Linked DNA regions of Homo sapiens: region 1 is linked to region 2. A link is a loop called in an ENCODE intact Hi-C map of the cell type or tissue named here. Cell type or tissue: OCI-LY7. All regions are shown on one strand. Each heading gives the region's core, and the rest is flanking DNA. Links, peaks and the distances in the headings are about the cores only.

Region 1 (9,281 bases), core at 662-8,661, 370 kb after region 2:
GGGAGGCCAAGGCAGGTGGATCACCTGAGCTCAGGAGTTTGAGACCAGCCTGGCCAACATGGTGAAACCCTGTCTCTACTAAAAATACAAAAATTAACCAGGTGTGGTGGCGCGTGCCTGCAATCCAGCTACTCGGGAGGCTGAGGCACGAGAATTGCTTGAACCCGGGAGGCGAAGGTTGCAGTGAGCCGAAACTGCGCCACTGCACTCCAGCCTGGGCGACAGAGTGAGACTCTGTCTCAAAACAAACAAAAAAAAGGTTAAGATGGTCATTAAGACAGTGTTAAAAATGGACTAGTGAGCGGCCCACTGAAGAATGAGCCCCAGCAGTTATCAAACTGCTTTGATTTTACTCATTCCAAACCTAAAAGTCACAAATAAAATATTTAAAACTAAGCATTTTTAAAAATTTTCTGATTTGAGTTAACTGTATTTGTGAGCAAGGGCTGGTTAATAATCTGCCTACAATCTCTTTACTGAAATTCAGCAAATATAAATAAAAGAAAAATAATCCAAACAGAAAATAAAGATCAGAGGTGTACAAAGGCAGTAATGGATGTGTTAGTATCATAGAATCTTGGACAGGAATTGGGTAAGAGATTGTATGGAGAGCCGGGCTTGGTGGCTCACGCCTGTAATCCCAGCACTTTGGGAGGCCGAGGCGGGCGGATCACAAGGTCAGGAGTTCGAGACCAGCCTGGTCAACATGGCAAAATCCCATCTCTACTAAAAATACAAAAATTAGCCAGGCATGGTGGCAGGCGCCTGTAATCCCAGCTACTCAGGAGGCTGAGGCAGGGGAATCACTTGAACCCGGCAGGCGAGGCTACAGTGAGTCAAGATCATGTCACTACATTCCAGCCTGGGTGACAGAGCGGGACTCCATCTCAAAAAAAAAGGAAGAAACATATAAACATATTCACTTGCAGTACATTCATTATCACACCTCTTTAGGTTCACCGAGACCCCCAGGGTCCTGCCTGACCTTGAGACTACTCCAGATGTAACCCCTACCTCTCCTGTTCCCTCAAGATACCCCCACCTCAGGGTCGTGACACCTCCCAGTCGGCCCTTGACTGCCTCCTTCCCATCCAGCAGTCACTTTCCCTGAGATGCCTTCCCCAATTTCTCAGCATCTACTTGTTTCCTTTAGGGTTCTCATCACTAACAGATTAGACAGTATCCTGTTTATTTGTTACCTGCTTGGGTGGGGACTCCAAGCTGGAGGGAAGTCAATCTTGTTCCCTAGTCTCTCCCTGGCTCCTGGCACAGCACTTGGCACTCAAGTAAATGAATGGCTGATTGTTTGGAAAGAGAAGTGGAGGTGGGGTAGGAAGGAGGGAGGAGCCCAATCCCTGCCCTCCACCCCCCACCCTTCCCACACACTGCTGCATGTGCCTCTTTTAAAGAAACTGCTGGGACAGCAGCAACGGTGGCAGCCCTACCTTTACTGGGTGATGTCAGACAGGCCCCTCTTCCCCACCCCACCTTGGTCTGCACTCCACAGGCAGGCAGACAACTCCTATTACTGCATCCCTGTGCAGGGCAACAGCCACGCCAGGGGGAAGGCAAGAAAGTTCCAGGAGAGGCTAGAACTATCCAACCTATTCTCCGCAGTCAATAATAGGTCCTCGTCACAGCCCCCAGTAGGAAACTGCCCAGATGGAGTGATGACCCTGCAGAGAGAACTCTAGCTCCACATACCTGGCAGATTCTGACAGCCCTGGATAGATTCTCCAGCCTGATCTTGGGTTTCCTGAACCCTGGACAGTCTGCCCTTCTTCCCCTTCCCTCACGCAGAGCATTCGCCTCTCCCCTAACCCAGGCCACCTTTCCCCATAAGAGCCCTGCACTTGGCAAACAGCCATCAAATAACTGACTCCACTCCAAACAGCCCACCCAATCCATCTACATCTTTCCAGGCATGGGACATGGACAGTTTTTGGCTATTTCAAGTCTTCTCTTTCCCCCTGGATGTCAGTAACAGCAGCAGCTAATACTTCTCAAATGCTTCCTCTGTACCAGGCACTGTGCTTAGTGCTTTGCACAAGTTTCTGTTGTCCTCATGCTGGACTACAGTCAGGTATTATTAGCATCTCTATTTTGCAGGTGAAGAAACAAGCCCAGAGAGGTTAAGTACCTTGTCCAAGGTCTCACAGCTCTAGCTGGCAGCCCAGGAACTGAACCCCAGCAGTCCAACTCTACAGAGATGCTCTTAACTATAGGTACATATGACCTCTGGGGTGTGGGCTTCCTGATCACCTACTGTATGCTCAGTAGGTGCCCTTAGGGACTGGACTCCAGCTCTGTACTTAGGGACCCTGTGACTGTGCAAAGGAGAAGAGAGGTACATAAAAATCGTATTTGCTGGCCAGGCATGGTAGCTCACACCTGTAATCCCAGCACTTTGGGAGGCCAAGGCGGGCAGACTGCTTGGGCCCAGGAGTTTGAGACCAACGTGGGTAGCATAGTGGGAAATCTCTATTTTAAAAAATCATATTTGGTCTAGCAACAAAATTGATACCATATTTGCATTGATAAGTCTGAGAATTTCCTTAGTAAAAGCACAGGAAATAGGAACTTGAGACCCCAGCTAATCAGGTAACAGTTAATATCTGAAAGACACAGGCCAACCAAACTGGGTGTTACGATACTCTCTCACCAGCTTCCAGGAACCAAATTCAACTTAATAGCAGAGATAGAAGGAGCTCCCTCCTGCTGACAAACAAATGAGGAATCTGCAGGCCAGAGAAGGGAAGGGTCTTGCCTGAGGCCACCCAACAACTCAGCGACATAAAATGGTGAGAAGCCAGCAGTTCCAGCTCCTCCATCCTTTGGCTTTCAGGACATCTGGGTCCCAAAAAGAAACTATAGGAGGTAAGTAAGTGCCCACAGTGACCAAAAGTTTAAGAGTTTTCATGGTAAAGACAGGGCACTGGCTCTTACCTTCAGGGAAAGTGAAATGCTCTGTGAAAGCTGGGTTTGGGAAGCCAGGATTTCTTTCCCAAGCTGACAGAAGCCCAGCTCCAGCTCAGCTCTGCCCCGGAAGGATGGGAGTTTAAAAGGCCTACCTGGAGCCCGGCTGGGACCACACCCACATGGGGCTGACTTCACCAGAGAACCCATCCTACTGGCTGTCTCCCAGACAGCAGTGGGCCAGGCCAGGACGCCACTGCCTGTCTGTAGCCTGGCGCCTCTCCCTGCGGGGCCCCACCCAGTCCCTACCCCAGCCAGGCTCCCAGAGCAAGGGTGGGAGTGGGTAGGGAAAAGGCCTGCTCCCCTCCTCATGAGGCCACCTGGGCCTGGGTCCCTCAGAGTGTCCCCTCAGCCTGGGCTGGGTCTGAAGTGGCTGCTTCCTGCTTTGCCATTTTTCTTTCACTTTGGTTTTTAACCCCAAAGTGAAACTTTACGACTAGAACAATTTGGGAAAGATGTTGAGAGTTAAGGACTAGGAGAGTCAAATGCCTGGCTTCTAATCCAAGCAGAAGTGAGCTGAGACCTGTCAAGTTCACTGGGAGACTTGGGAGGAGATCTTCAACTTCTCCAGGCTGCAGTTTTCCTATTGATAAAATAGGAGGGAGGAACTAAGCTAGTGATTTTTTTTTTTTTTTTTTTTTTGAGACAGGGTTTTGCTTTGTCACCCAGGCTAGAGTGCAGTGGCACAAACAGCTCACTACAGCCTTGACCTCCTGGGCTCAAGTGATCCTTTCGCCTTAGCCCCACAAGCAGCTAAGAATACAGGTGTGCACCACCACATCCAGCTAATTTTTGTATTTTTTTATAGAGACGGCGTTTCGCTATGTTGCCCAGACTGGTCTTTAACTCCTGAGCTCAAGTGATCCACTCGTCTTGGCTTCCCAAAGTGCTGGGATAACAGGCATGAGCCACCACACCTGGCCCCCACTAGGCTAGTGATTTTAAATGTCATTTTAAATTAGAAAAAAATGATAGAACTTTCCCTTCCTCATCCCTGCTGCCACTGGAGCTAAAAAAGGAGCTGCAAAGATGATCTGCTGGGGGAGCCTTTTTGGGCCATCCTGCTGGCTTGGGGGAGGAGGCAAAAGTCTGCTGGCAGTGTAGACATGCTCCTGGTCTCCCTGACCACCTCTCTCGGATCTACCGACTGAGTTCCTTTAGCCTGCACAGGTTCTAGAGGTCTCAGCAACCTAGGGCAGAGCAAATTCCGGGAGCCCCTAAGTATGATCTTTTTTTTTCTCTCGTCTTGTATGTTCTTCCAACAAAAGCCTAAGTATGATCTTGACCGTATCTCAGCACAGCAAGAGGAGACACCTACCAATAGCTGCCCTAAAATTTCCAGCCTGAGGGCTGACCTGGCCATCTGCTAGGACTGACAACGGCCCACCCAGGGAACTGGTCTAGACTTCAGAATCTCTGCTGACCCTGGCATGCCCACTCTGTCTAGCTAAGACCACTTTAATACATTTCACGATGTCTTCCTACTGGCTGGTTTACCAAATAGCCAGGGACATGAGAAAGGCAGGAATGAGTCTCCCAACTATTCAGATGAGGAAAACTGAGGTTCAGTGAAGGGCAAGAGTATAGCAGCCAAGCCAGCACTGGGATTCAGGAGGTCAGTTTATTTATTTATTTATTTATTTATTTTTGAGATGGAGTCTTGCTCTGTCACCCAGGCTGGAGTGCAGAGGTGCAATCTCGGCTCACTGCAACCTCCGCCTCCCAGGTTCAAGTGATTCTTCTGCCTCAGCCTCCTGAGTAGCTGGGACTACAGACACCCACCACCACGCCCGGCTAATTTTTGTATTTTTAGTAGAGACGGGGTTTCACCATATTGGCCAGGTCGAGTAGAGGTCTCGAACTCCTGACTTTGTGATCTGCCTGCCTTGGACTCCCAAAATGCTGGGATTACAGGCATGAGCCATCGCGCCCGGCAAGGTCAGTAAATATTTGAATGAGCTCACTGGCTTCACCGTTGCTAAGCAGGTGCAGCACGAGAGGAGCTCATGGAGGAAACAAATTTGAATCTGGGGGTGAAGGCGGGGTGCCTTTTAAAATATATACATTTTCAGAATGAAAAAGAAGGCAATTAAAAAATACATGACAAAATTTTAAGCGCACAGACTCTTGGAAAGAGTAATTCTGTGTGCAGAAATGGCTCCGACAGCTACACATGCACTCGTGCATGGAGACACACAGGAAAGGGTGTTCACTGCAGCACTGTTTACAGCAGCAAGATTGAGAACAAGCTAAACATCCTTGAGTAGAGGACAAACAACTGGTGGTCTATCCGTCAATGGAAAGCCACATGCTCAGGAGCAAAGGTGGCCATGAACCTGTATGTGCCCACCAAGAATAACCTGCAACAGAGACTTACATGAAAAATTCAAGGTATAGAAAAGTAGGGAGAGACTATGCCACTGTCTAAGTAATAAAAAGGGATGTTACTGACAATAGCTGCACGTGATGCTGAGTATTTCTATAAGGAAACCTCAAGACTCGTCACAGTGATTAGGTGTCTGGGTAGGACAGGGACTAATTTTTCATTGGGCTTTTTTTTTTTTTTTAACCAAGTTTGAATTTTTTTAAACCAACATACATGTATTGCTTTTTCAGTAAAAATATAACTTTTACACACAAAAAAAACCTCCAGCAAAACGTATCCAGAGATGCCTCTTCCTAGATCTCAGGTATCAGACTCCCTGGGTTGGGAGGGGAGGCAGGACCCAGGCACACAGATTTTGAAATGTCTCCTCAAGGGCTGCTGGTCTAGCCTTGCAGAACAGGCAGTCAGCCTCTGAGAGTAGACTGAGGAAGCCTGGACACTGTGGGGCTCTGGGGTGTGGAGGAGAGTGCCAGGGAAGACTGTGGGAAAACTTGACTTTGAGGCATAGGAAGGATTTGAAGAAGGCTTTGAATGCTGACCATGTACAGCTGGGATGAGAGGGTTCCTACAGGAAGGACGGGAAATTAAGTGAAACTGATAAGGGAGGGGAAGGGGAAGGAAGGTCTCTCAGTATGGGATCCTGGCAAGTCCCTTTCCTCCGAGATTTAGTTCCTACTCATGGGAAAGGAAGGGGCTGGGCCAGAGTCCTTTTCAGACCTGCTATCCTAGGACCTTACTTTATTTCATCTCATTTAATATTAAAGGAGGTGGGGAGGGTCCCCAGCTCAGCACATGGCCATAGAGCTCCACACCTGTGCAGAGTGTAATCAAATATTTGGAGGCTGCAGAAAATTCACACAAGGATCTTAGGTAAAGCAGCCCTTGGGCAACGTTCCCCCAGGGAGAAGGAGCAGATGGCCTTCTGCTGAGATGCCCTTCCTCACCCTGTTAATAATTAAGCCATTCCTGAAGACCTCTTTTGTTACTTTTTTTTTTTTTTTTTTGAGACAGAGTCTTGCTCTGTTGCCCAGGCTGGAGTGCAATGGCGCGATCTCGGCTCACTGCAACCTCCACCTCCCGGGTTCAAGCAATTCTCCCGCCTCAGCCTCCTGAGTAGCTGGGATTACAGGCATGTTCCACCACGCTCGGCTAATTTTTGTATTTTTAGTAGAGATTGGGTTTTGCCATGTTGGCCAGGCTGGTCTCGAACTCCTGACCTCAGGTGATCCGCCCGCCTCAGCCTCTCAAAGTGCTGGGATTACATGCGTGAGCCACCATGCCCAGCCTCTTTTGTTACTTTTGAAGTTCGGTTTGCAGAGACTTATGCCTTGGCTTGCTTTATACCAAGATGCTCCAGGATAAGGGCTCACGGGCTGCAACAGTCTAGACCTAAGCCACAGGCCCAAACTACAGGGACCTGAAGTGGAGAGGGCCCAGGATGCAGGTTAGGAGCCTGGGGTGGATCCTGGCTAGATCTCGGTGTGCTGCTGCTGCAGACTCTGGGAGGTCAGAAACTAAGTCTTTAAGGCAGCTCTGTCTGTCAGTGTTTCCCCAGGGCCAGCTCACTGCCAGGCACAGAGCAGCACTTAATAAATATTTATTGAATAAGTAGCTCAGCCACAGTGAGCTTGGTCAAGCCTCTTTCTACCAGTGAACCTCAGTTTCCTCTTCTGAAAAACAAGGATGATAAGAATAGTAATACTTTCCAAAGTTGGATAAAGATCTACTGAGATAATGTGTATGAAAGTGCTCTGCAAATCAAAACAAACTAAACAAATATTAAAGATCCAGAACCAACGTGCTGAAACAAAACAAAAAGAATGAATATACGGGAGAATGAGCAAATTTACGAGAAAGCAACTGGCTCCAGATGGTCATCAAATGAATTACTACAATGGAAAGGGACAGCATAGGTCACTCTAGTCCACTGTTCCAAAGTCCAAATAGCATTTCTCAGGCCACCTCTGTTCCAAAGGAGCAAAAAATCTCTCAAAACCTTTGTCCAGATTTTGGTATGACGAACACGGTTACAGTTACAATTGTACCCTGCATACCACTGGGCTCAGAGTATCTGCCAAAGCAAACTGGCATACAGATGCTGGGTGTTTGCTGGAGGCAAGGGACCAGCAGGGTGAGGGGCACCTGGAGGCTGTGCCTGCCATGTGGTTGCTCTGCCTCATGACCAAGTTTGTGTTCAGAGGAGTGTGGGCTGCACACAGAGAGAATGATTGGCTGGGAGGCCTCGGCCAAGCCATCAATTTCCTGGCTGTACACTGGGACCAACCACTGCTGCCTCCCATGGTAGCCACTGTGTAAGCACTAGTCCCCTTCCCTTTCCCTCTGCCCACTGGGGATTCCTGGCTGCAGCCTGAGAAATGAGTCCTAGCCTCCGTCACTTGGCTCTCCTGTGCAAGGCACCTTGGAGACAAGTCCCTTCCCGCCTTTGTGGGTGACTGATTGCGTTGGCTGGGCCCCTCTCTGGTGGGGGCTGGCTGAGAATTCCAACAGACCCAGTGGTGGACATGCCTACTATCAGACTGGACATATACACAGCACAACTCCGGAACCTTCTCACAGTCCAGTGTGTAAAACTGCTTGTGTGAGGGTCCCTAGCTCCTCTGACTCTTCCACCTTTAAGGAATTCTAAACTGGCACCCTGACCTTCAGGATCCTTAGAAAGCAAGATTTGTGGGCTTTTAGGATAAATGTGCTTGCTCCTAATTAAAGGGAAAGAAGGCTCAGCCCCTTGGGACCCTAAAAGCAGGAGTTCCCTTTCCAAGAAGCAGAGCTGAGCTGTGGGAAGAGACACGGTTTGGAGACAGTTGGCCTTGGGCCTGAGCTACCTTTTCCTTATCTGCAAAACAGGGATGGGAAGTCCATCTGCCTCTGGCTTATTGTACAGATTTCATGAGCGCCCTTGTGGAGCCCCTGGCGCAGAGCCAGGCAAACAGCAGGTGTACAAGAAATGTGCTCAGACTGCTACTTCCTGCCCCAAACCAGCAACACCCAACATTTTCCCTTCTGGCCCATCAGAGCGCTGGCCAAGCTTTCCTAAGGGAGCACAGCATCCTCTGCTACCCCAATTGGCTCTTCCCACTCCCATGGGCCCCACCCAAACCTCACCCTCTTGTGTCATCTGGATGCCTGCAAAGCCTCCTCCCTGTTGTGATTTTTATTCATTCCAATTTACCCAGCCTGATTCATCCTCTGGAAAGTCTTCCAGTTGTGCTACCTCTGCTCTAAAACCTTCCATGCCTCCCCAGTGCCTCTGCTTTTCAGCTGTTTAACACTGCCTACAACCTCCTGGCTCCACCCAGATTTTCCAGCCAGAGCCCTGATGCCTCAGCAAAACTAGCATACTGCTGTTTCCCTAAATGCACACTTATCATCCAGCCATGCCCTCTGCACCCACCTCCCTGGAATGTCGGCACCACCCTCTGCCTCTGCAAATCCAGCTCCCCTCAAAGGGCTCTTGTTTCCTCTGGCTCATGCTCACTTCTTCCTTCTCAGACAATGCTTTTCCTCAGCAGACGCTTAATTACAGAGTGTCACACAGTCTCTCATAATTGTAGGCTTGTCTTCTTGTCAGACCATAAGTTCCTCAGGGCAGAGACGCCTTGTCTGTCTATTAATCCCCATCCTCTCAGAGCCTGGCCCAGGGCTAGGAAGGCAGGGCCGAGAGAAGGGGGGGGGAGAGAGAGAGAGAGAGAGAGAGAGAGAGAGAGAGAGAGAGAGAGAGGAGAGAGAGAGAGAGAGAGACAGAGACAGAGAGAGAGAGAGAGGAGAGAGACAGAGAGAGAGAGAGAGAGACAGAGAGAGAGAGAGAGAGAGCAAGAGCGAGAGACTCGCTTTGACCACTTGGGACCACTTCTCTTGCTCCTATCCCATGAGGAAACTGTTCACTGGCCAAACCAGACCT
Region 2 (9,281 bases), core at 549-8,548:
CAAGTGATCCTCCTGTTGCAGCCTCCTGAGTATCTGAGGCTACAGGTGTACAGCACCATGCCTGGCTAATTTTTAATTTTTTTGTAGAGATGGGGTCTCGCTATGTTGTCCAGGCTGGTCTCAAACTCCTGAGCTCAAGGGATCTTCCCTCTTTGGCCTCTGCAAAGTGTTGCGATTACAGGCGTGAGCCACCGCGCCTGGCCCCATACTCATTCTTTAATTCCTACATCTACCCATAGACAGTGACAGGTACCTGCTCTGTGCCACGGTCTGCCCTGGGTGATGCTGAGGACTAGACACAAACCAGCCCCTGCCCTTCTCCCTAGCTCTTGGGGAAGATTGACATGAAAACAGACAAATACAACCTAAAATTACCAGCACAACGGACCATAGATTTCAGAGTGTGGGGTTTGAATCAGAGTCTGGGAAGGAAATGTTCTGGAAGGATGAGATAGTCAGGAGTCAGCCTGGCAAAGGCCGTTCTAGCAGAGGGAATAGCTGAACAAATTGGAAGAGCACAGTTATGACGCACTGACCCAGGGCCACGTGGCTTGTTTGGAATCCAGCCCCGCAGGTCCCTTGCTCAAGCAGCTCTGCGAAGCTTCTGAGCCTCGTCTCCTCATCTGCAAAACAGGAACGTTTTCAGCACCTACCTCACAGGGTCGGTAAGAGGATTAAACTGTCAACTGATAATGCACGTACTGCCTGTGCGGGGGCCTGGTAATTAGTGAGCCTCCTAATAGGTGGTAGCCGTGTTTTGTTTGTTGAAACAGTCTGTCTCTGTCGCCCAGGCTGGAGTGCATTGTTGCAATCTCAGCTCACTGCAACCTCTGCCTCTGGGTTTCAAGCGATTCTCCTGCCTCAGCCTCCCGAGTAGCTGGGATTACAGGCACACGCCACCAAGCCTGGCTAATTTTTTTGTATTTTTTTGTAGAGATGGGGTTTCACCATGTTGGTCAGGCAAGTCTCAAACTCCTGACCTCAGGTAATCCATCCGCCTCGGCCTCCCAAAGTGCTGGGATTACAGGCGTGAGCCGCCGTGCCTGGCCAATGGTAGCCATTTCTAAAGTCACAGCCTATTTGGACGCTGGAGGGCTGGGGTAAGGCGGGAGTAGGGAGGAGACCAGGGGCTGGCTCAGGACCCGGTAAGGGGACTTGGACCTACTGCAGAAGCTGGTGAGAACCGGTGGAAGAGATAGAAAGCCGTCTACCTTCTTCAGATTTTCTCCAAAAACAGCTATTAACTGTAATCAGAGCAAAAAAGCATTCTCTAGAAAGGGAAGCACTGCCTATCCTGGCAGCAGTGTGGGTGCCCTGGTCCCCCATCCTCCCCCATGCTCCTATTCCCCGTTTCTAGTCCAGCTAAAAAATCTGGGTTAGCTTCAAGAGTAGCCTTTAAGGTGAAGAGGTCAACTTGAAGGAGGTGGCCAGGCCGTGGTGGGGCTGAGGGTCAGGGGCCCCAAGGCTCTGAGGTGGGCACTACCAGGCACTGTGCCCTTTTGTTGTCTGGCAGAGGATGAGGCTTGGGGTTTCCCCAGTGGTGTTGAGGGGATTTTTTTTTTTTTTTTGAGACACAGTCTCGCTCTGTTGCCCAGGCCGGAGTGCAGTGGTGCGATCTTGGCTCACTACAACCTCTGCCTCCCAAATTCAAGCAATTCTCTTGCCTCAGCCTCCCAAACAGCTGGGATTACAGTCGTGAGCCACCACAGCTGGCTAATTTTTATATTTTTAGTAGAGACAAGGTTTCACCATGTCTACAACTTTGTTCCATAGCCACGAGGCCTACTGAGTCCAGTGGAGCTGGGCCTCTCCCTCCCCACTTCCACACAGTTAGGGGGTCTGGGAGCTGGGAGAGGCTCTTCAGAACCACTGAGCTGTCTGTGAAGGAGCTGGGAAGCCTGTGCTCCTCACCCCCACCTCCCAGGGCCCCCCACCCCCAGCTCCTTCAGTTGGATCTGTCACTGGAGAGCTCTCCTGGGATGGAGGCCCAGACTGCATGACCACAGAGCCCCAGAACATTCTTAGGCTCCCTGAGGACTGTGAACCTCTGGAACAGAACAAAGGCCTGCCCTCTGGGTCCCCTCCCCAAGCCCCAGCAGCACCTCTCCTAGCCCCACCTCGGGCCCGGAAAGCCCAGCGCCCCTGCCTAAGTCCTGCATTCGCCAGCCTCTCCCGCCCACGTCCCTGCAGACCCAGCCTGGGGCCACAAGCCTGCCTTTGTCAGCTCACCCTCTCACGTGGGGCCGTGCCAGCAGGGGCTAACGGGCATTCTGCCTGCAGCTGGGACTAGCCCCCTGAGAGGCCTAGGCCCCCCTGGAGAGATGGAACTGGCGTGAATGCAACATCTTGGGCTGTCACAAATTGACTGTGGTGAAGGGCAGGCCTTGGGGAGACAGCTGCTCATGTGAGAACTATCATTCATTCATTCACTTATTCAAAGGATGCTTGCTGAGATCCTGCTCTGTGTCAGGCCCTGGCATGGGGACTTGTGCTCAGAGACCTGACTCTTGCCCTTTTAGGGGGGGAAATAACTAGAAGGAAACGCCCTTCATCAGAATCCCTTGGGGGGCTCACCCTAGGAGTTTCTGATTCAGCAAGTCTGGGTTGGGACATGAGAATTTCTCACAAATTCACCAGTGATGCTGATGTTACTGGTCCAGGAACTGCACTTTGAGAGCCACTGTAATTCAGGTATTGTAATTATGCATGGATTATGTTTTCTTTTTCTTTTCTTCTTCTTCTTCTTCTTTTTTTTTTTTTTTTGAGACAGAATCTTGCTCTGTCACCCAGGGTGGAGTGCAGTGGTGTGATCTCAGCTCACTGCAATGTCCATCTCCTGGGTTCAAGCAATTCTCCTGCCTTAGTAGCTGGTATTACAGGCACCTGCCACCATGCCTGGCTAATTTTATATTTTTAGTAAAGACAGGGTTTCACCAAGTTGCCCAGGCTGGTCTCGAACTCCTGACCTCAAATGGTCCGCCCGCCTCGGTCTCCCCATAGTGCTGGGATTACAGGCGTGAGCCACTGCACCTGGCCTGTTTTCTCTATTTTCAAAACTGTCTCTATGATCATGTTTTACTTTTAGAGACAGGTTCTTGCTCTGTTACCCAGGCTGGAGTGCAGTGGTGCAATCATAGTTCAACAGAACCCCAACCTCCTGGGCTCAAACAATCCTCCCACCCCAGCCTCCCAAGTAGCTGGGGCCACAGGTGCACTACCAGACCAGGTAATCCATCCACCTCAGCCTCCCAAAGTGCTGGGATTACAGGCATGAGCCACCGCACCTGGCCAATGATAGCCATTTTTAAAGTCACGGCCTATTTGGATGTAATACATTATTATTATTGTTGTTATTATTATTATTATTATTATTTTTTTTTTGTAGAGATGAGGTCTTACTGTGTTGCCCAGGCTGGTCTTCAACTCCTGGGCTCAAGTGATCCTCCTGCCTCAGCCTCTCAGAGTGCTGGGGTTACAGGGGTGAGCCACTGTGCCCTGCCAGTGCTTTATTTTATTTTATTTTATTTTATTTTTTTCTGAGACAGAGTCTCGCTCTGTTACCCAGGCTGGAGTGCAGTGGCATGATCTCAGCTCACTGCAACCTCCGCCTCCTGGGTTCAAGCAATTCTCCTGCCTCAGCCTCCTGAATAGCTGGGATTACAGGCGTGCACCACCACGCCCGGCTAATTCTTATATTTTTAGTAGAGATGGGGTTTCACCATGTTGGCCAGGCTGGTCTCAAACTCCTGACATCGTGATCTGCCGGCCTTGGCCTCCCAAAGTGCTGGGATTACAGGCGTGAGCCATCGTGCCCGACCTGGCCTGTTTTATAAATAAGAAAATCAGTCATTTAAAAGTTAAAAAAAATGATTTCCAAAAATGACTCTAGTGCTCTGGGTGTGATCTTGTGTAAGAGATGTTACCTCCCATGATCTAAATGTCATGCATTTGTTAATGTAGCCCAGCATCATAGGGTTGTGTGCATTTCCCCTTGGTTCAACCTGAGCTTGGGGTCCACTTAGACCCTCCTATTCTTTCCATCACCATATCCTGTCATTTTAACTTTCTAGAGATAATAAGTGAGGTGCTGGTAACCGGCATGGCTAGGATTTGAACACAGATCCATCTGGAGGCTGGCCTAGCCTACCGGCTTGCACTTCCTGAGTGATCTTTCCTTCATGCTTCCTTCACCGGCTGCCTGAAACAGCGCGTGGATCCTTCACTTCCTCATTTTTTTAACTGGTGTGATCATTTACTGTTCCACTTCCTCCTCTCCACTCTGGTTCTGTCCACGTGGTATGCTGGTGGGGTGGTGAGTCTATGAGGGTGGAGGTGGGGGTGGGGGGCTGGCAAAGTGACTGTTCTCTGCAGCCCCAGGAGTCAAACCGATGGGCAGGAAAACCTCTCGAGCTTGTGAGAACTGGCCTGGAGGGCAGGGCTCCCTAACCCTGACTCTGAGTTAAATCCATCCAGCCTCAGGGGGCGCTGGCAACCCCAGTCGTACCCCCTTCCTCACAGGGAGCCATCCTACCAGGCTGACCATTGGAAGAGCAGAGCAGTCCTCCCCATCTGGGCAGGCAGGAGTGAAGAGAGAGAACCCCATGTTTGTTCCTTTCACAGGCACAAAATCAGATCCCCCTTCCTCCCAGCCCCAGCGAGGGTGTGGTGAGGGGTGCTCGGACAGAAGCCAGAGGTGTCCCTCTGACGGGAGCAGAGTGGACACTCCCTCCTCCCAGTGGCAGCATGAGGAGGGAGGAATACGAGACCCCACTTCCCAGTCCCTTCCTTTCCGTTTTCTTTGGGGAAAGACGGGTAGGGAGAGCTGAGGAATCCGGCTCTCCAGATCTGCCCTCTCCAGGGCCCACAGAGGCCTTCTTGCCCCTTGGACCCCCCACCCCTGCTTCCATCACTGCCATCCTCGGTGCTTCCCCTGGCTCCTCAGGGATGCCTTTAGCAGGTCATTCATCCCTGGTGACTCTGTTTCTCTTTTTTTTTATTTTGTGAGACAGAGGCTCGCTCTGCTGCCCAGGCTGGAGTGCAGTGGTATGATCTTGGGTCACTGCAACCTCTGCCTCCCAGGTTCAAATGATTCTCCTGCTTCAGCCTCCCGAGTAGCTGGGATTACAGGTGCCCACCACCATGCCTGGCTAATTTTTGTATTTTTAGTAGAGACGGGATTTCACCATGTTGGCCAGGCTGGTCTTGAACTCCTGGCCTCAGGCGATCTGACCGCCTTGGCCTCCCAAAGCGCTGGGATTACAGGCGTGAGCCACCGCACCTGGCCAGTTTCCCTTCTTAGTATACAATCTTATTTAAATCATTCGGTCACATTAAGAGTAGGTATTATCATTCCCATTTGTGACTAGGTTTTCACATTTGTATGAGACATAATAATTATGCATTTCTTCTGCGTAATTCTACTTCCCTCCCCCTTACACTTAGTATCTAATGATTGTTGCACATTCGTATGTCTTTTTTGTTGTTTTTGACCTGACTAAACATGCATGCATCCATTCAGTTAATATTTGTTGGGAGGCTACCACCTGCTAGGCCAAATGGGGTTGCCTCCAGGCACTCATGGTTTGGCTGGGAGACAAACTATTAAACATAGAATTGCAAATTTGCTAATAATGATTACAAAGGAGAAGTGAGGAACAGCTGGAAGCTGATGACAGCGGTAGCAGAAGCTGCCTTCAGGAAGTGAGGTCATACTCTTACCCTCTCTGCTTAAAACCCAAACCCAGGCCAGGCATGGTGGCTTATGCCTGTAATCCCAGCACTTTGGGATGCTGAGCTAGGCAGATTGCTTGAGCTCAGTTCATGAGCAACCTGGGCAACATGGCAAAACCCTGTATACACACACACACACACACACACACACACACACACACACACACACCCCACCCCCCACCCCCGATGTGGGGTTGTGTGTCTTTGGTCCCAACTACTTGGGAGGCTAAGGTGGGAGGGTGGCTTGAGCCTGGGAGGCAGAGGTTGCAGCGAGCTGAGATTTTGCCACCGCACTCCAGCCTGGGTGACAGAGTGAGACCCCATCTCAAAACAAAAGCAAGCAAACAAATCCCAAACCCAAATTCTATTTGGCCCTTCACAGTACCATGTGGTTGACTCCTGTCAGTTTCCTCAGCCTCAAATTAACCCAGTAGCTGCCCTGGCCTCCTTGCTGTACCTTGACACACTGAGCTCTTTCCTGCCTCTGAGCCTTGGCACACACTGTTCCCTCTGCCTGGAATAACCTCTCCCCCTAGCTTTCTCGGCTGTTCCTTCTTGTCTCAGCTCAAATGTCTCTTTTGTAGAGATGGCCTCCCTGATCATGTCCCCTAACATAGCACCCCCCCTCACCCTATCATATAACTCATGTTGTTTGGTTTCATTTTGGCTTTGTCTTTATAGCACTTAACAGTATCTGAGGTTTGTTTTTGTTTTTTTTTCTTGGAGATAGGGTCTCACTCTGTCACCCAATGGTGCAATCTCGGCTCACTGCATCCTCTGCCTCCTAGGTTCAAGTGATTCTCATGCCTCGGCCTCCCGAGTAGCTGGGATTACAGGCGTGAACCACCACGCTGGGCTCATTTTTTTTTTTTTTTTTTTTTTTTTTTTGTATTTTTAGTAGAGACAGGGTTTCACCATGTTGGCCAGGCTGGTCTCAAACTCCTGACCTCAAATGATCCACCCACCTCGGCCTCCCAAAGTGCCGGGATTAGAGGTGCGAGCCACTGCGCCCAGCCAGGTGTCTTTTGTTATTATTATTTTCTGGTTTACTGTGTATCTTCCTGGTGAAGCTTGGGGCTCCATACAGAGTATATAGAAGGGGCTGGACCCACCCCATTGTCCCTCCCTGCCCCTGCGCTTAGCACAGGGCCTACCTAGGACGTACATAGTTGATGCTCATCCATGTTTCTTTTTTTTTGAGACGGAGTCTCGCTCTGTCGCCCAGGCTGGGGTGCAGTGGTGCGATCTCGGCTCACTGCAAGCTCCGCCTCCTGGGTTCACGCCATTCTCCTGCCTCAGCCTCCCGAGTAGCTGGGACTACAGGCACCCGCCACCATGCCCAGCTAATTTTTTGTATTTTTAATAGAGACGGATTTTCACCATGTTAGCCAGGATGGTCTTGATCCAACCTCGTGATCCGCCCATCTCAGCCTCCCAAAGTTCTGGGATTACAGGCATGAGCCACCGTGCCCAACCTCATCCATGTTTCTTAAATGGCCTCTCCTGCTTCCCCAGTGTGTTCCTGTTGCTTCTGTAACAAATCACTACAAATTTAGTGGCTTAAAAGAACACCAGGCCAAGGGCACGGTGGCTCATGCCTGTAATCCCAGCAATTTGGGAGGCCGAGGCAGGCTGATTACGAGGTCAGGAGATGGAGACCATCCTGGCTAACACGGTGAAACCCCGTCTCTACTAAAAATAAAAAAAAAAAATTAGCCAGGCGTGGTGGCGGGTGCCTGTAGTCCCAGCTACTCAGGAGGCTGAGGCGGGAGAATGGCGTGAACCCAGGAGGGGGAGTTTGCAGTGAGCCGAGATAGCGCCACTGCACTCCAGCCTGGGCGACAGAGCGAGACTCCGTCTCAAAAAAAAAAAAAAAACACCAGGCTGGGCAGGGTGGCTCATACCTGTTCCCAGCACTTTGGGAGGCCAAGGCGGGCAGATCGCTTGAGGTCAGGAGTTCAAGACCAACCTGGCCAACATGGTGAAACCCCGTCTCCACTAAAAATATAAAAAATCAGCTGGGTGTGGTGGTGGGCACCTGTAATCCCAACTACTTGGGAGGCTAAGGCAGGGAGAATCGCTTGAAGTAGGGAGGAGGAGGTTGCAGTGAGCTGAGATTGTGCCACTACACTCCAGCCTGGGCAACAGAGTGAGACTCCGTCTCAAAAACAACAAAAAAATGAACACCAGATTATTATCTTCTGATCCTGGAGGTCAAAGGTCTAGAAATCAAGGTTTGGGCAGGGCTGCATTCCTCGGGAAGGCTCCAGGGGAGAAACCTTTTCCTTGCCTTGAGAGGCACCCCCTTCCTCCGTCATCACAGCCCCTTCCTCCAACATCAAAGCATCTCACTCCAGCCTCTGCTTCTGTTTCCCTGTCTTGGGATCCTTAATTTACTCATATTTGCAAAGTCTCTTTTGCCATGTAAGGCAACATTCACAGATCCTGGGAATGTGAACATGGACGTCTTTGGAGGTCTGTCATTCAGCCTGCCACATCCAGGTCCCCCACGGTGCTTCATTCAGTCCTAGGTGTGGCCAGTACTCCGGCCTCCTAGCTGCTACTGTGGGCCCAGTGACCTGACTCTTCCTTCCCTCCGCAGGACGAGATTGAGGAGCTGCGGGCCGAGATGCTGGAGATGCGGGACGTCTATATGGAGGAGGACGTGTATCAGCTGCAGGAGCTGCGACAGCAGCTGGACCAGGCCAGCAAGACCTGCCGCATCCTGCAGTACCGGCTGCGCAAAGCCGAGCGCCGCAGTCTCCGTGCCGCCCAGACCGGCCAGGTGGACGGCGAGCTTATCCGTGGTCTGGAGCAGGATGTCAAGGTCAGCCTGGGCTCGGGTGCCCTTGTTGCTGGGATGGGACCACAAGTCTAAGTGGGGCCCAGGTTGGCCTTGCATCTCATTTCCGTGTGTCCATGGCCAAGTTCTACCACCTCTCTGGGCCTCAGTTTCCTCATCTAAGTAGGAATTCCTGGTGAACCCACAGGGCTTCTATCAAGGGTATCCCAAAATGATATCATAATATGAATCCTTCCTACTAGCAGCAGCTACTGTTTTTTTTTTTTCCTTTGAGACAGAGTTTCTCTCTTGTTGCCCAGGCTGGAATGCAATGGCGCGATCTCAGCTCACTGCAACTTCTGCCTCCCGGGATCAAGCGATTTCTCTTGCCTCAGCCTCCCAAGTAGCTGGGATTACAGGCACCTGCCACCACACCCGGCTAATTTTTGTATTTTTAGTAGAGACAGGGTTTCACCATGTTGGCCAGCCTGGTTTCGAACTCCTGACCTCAGGTGATCTGCCCACCTTGGCCTCCCAAAGTGCTGGGGTTACAGGCATGAGCCACTGCGCCTGGCTGAGAAGCTACTGTTTATTGAGTATCAACCACCACCTGGTGCTAGCCTCTAATTGTCCCCGCACAGTTCCATGGGGGTTTCTTTTTCTTCTTGTTTTTTTAGAGACAAGGTCTTGCTCTGTTGCCTAGGTATCAGGCAGTGATGTGATCATAGCTCACTGTAGCCTCCACCTCCTGGGCTACCCCCACCTCAGC

What was found. Peaks named below come from ENCODE experiments on the same cell type or tissue, not always from the same donor. Only the 100,000 strongest peaks of a DNase experiment are listed, where the experiment ranks them.
Region 1: a loop joins it to region 2, with 5 times the contacts of the local background. A loop is called at or near these places in 3 of 110 quality-filtered maps.

What each region holds. Positions count from the first base shown.
Region 1 is chr20:36,466,838-36,476,118 of GRCh38, reverse strand. All of the region lies in intron 7 of DLGAP4 (DLG associated protein 4), which reads right to left. Among named protein-coding and RNA genes, the nearest start is that of MYL9, 70 kb to the left of the region's middle. RefSeq lists enhancers at 2,678-3,578, 8,435-8,484. In OCI-LY7, for the core only: no CTCF peak of the experiment used is centred there; DNase peaks (open chromatin) are centred at 5,188, 5,458, 7,548, 8,318 and 1 weaker place; H3K4me3 peaks cover 4,487 bases; H3K27ac peaks cover 5,552 bases.
Region 2 is chr20:36,838,493-36,847,773 of GRCh38, reverse strand. It overlaps MTCL2 (microtubule crosslinking factor 2), which reads left to right. Exons shown (of 15, transcript NM_080627.4): 2 at 8,333-8,557. Among named protein-coding and RNA genes, the nearest start is that of MTCL2, 20 kb to the left of the region's middle. RefSeq lists enhancers at 1,474-1,523, 1,694-1,843, 6,055-6,114. In OCI-LY7, for the core only: CTCF peaks have their summits at 4,327 and 4,527; DNase peaks (open chromatin) are centred at 1,533, 2,353, 4,253, 5,673 and 2 weaker places; H3K4me3 peaks cover 3,161 bases; H3K27ac peaks cover 6,400 bases.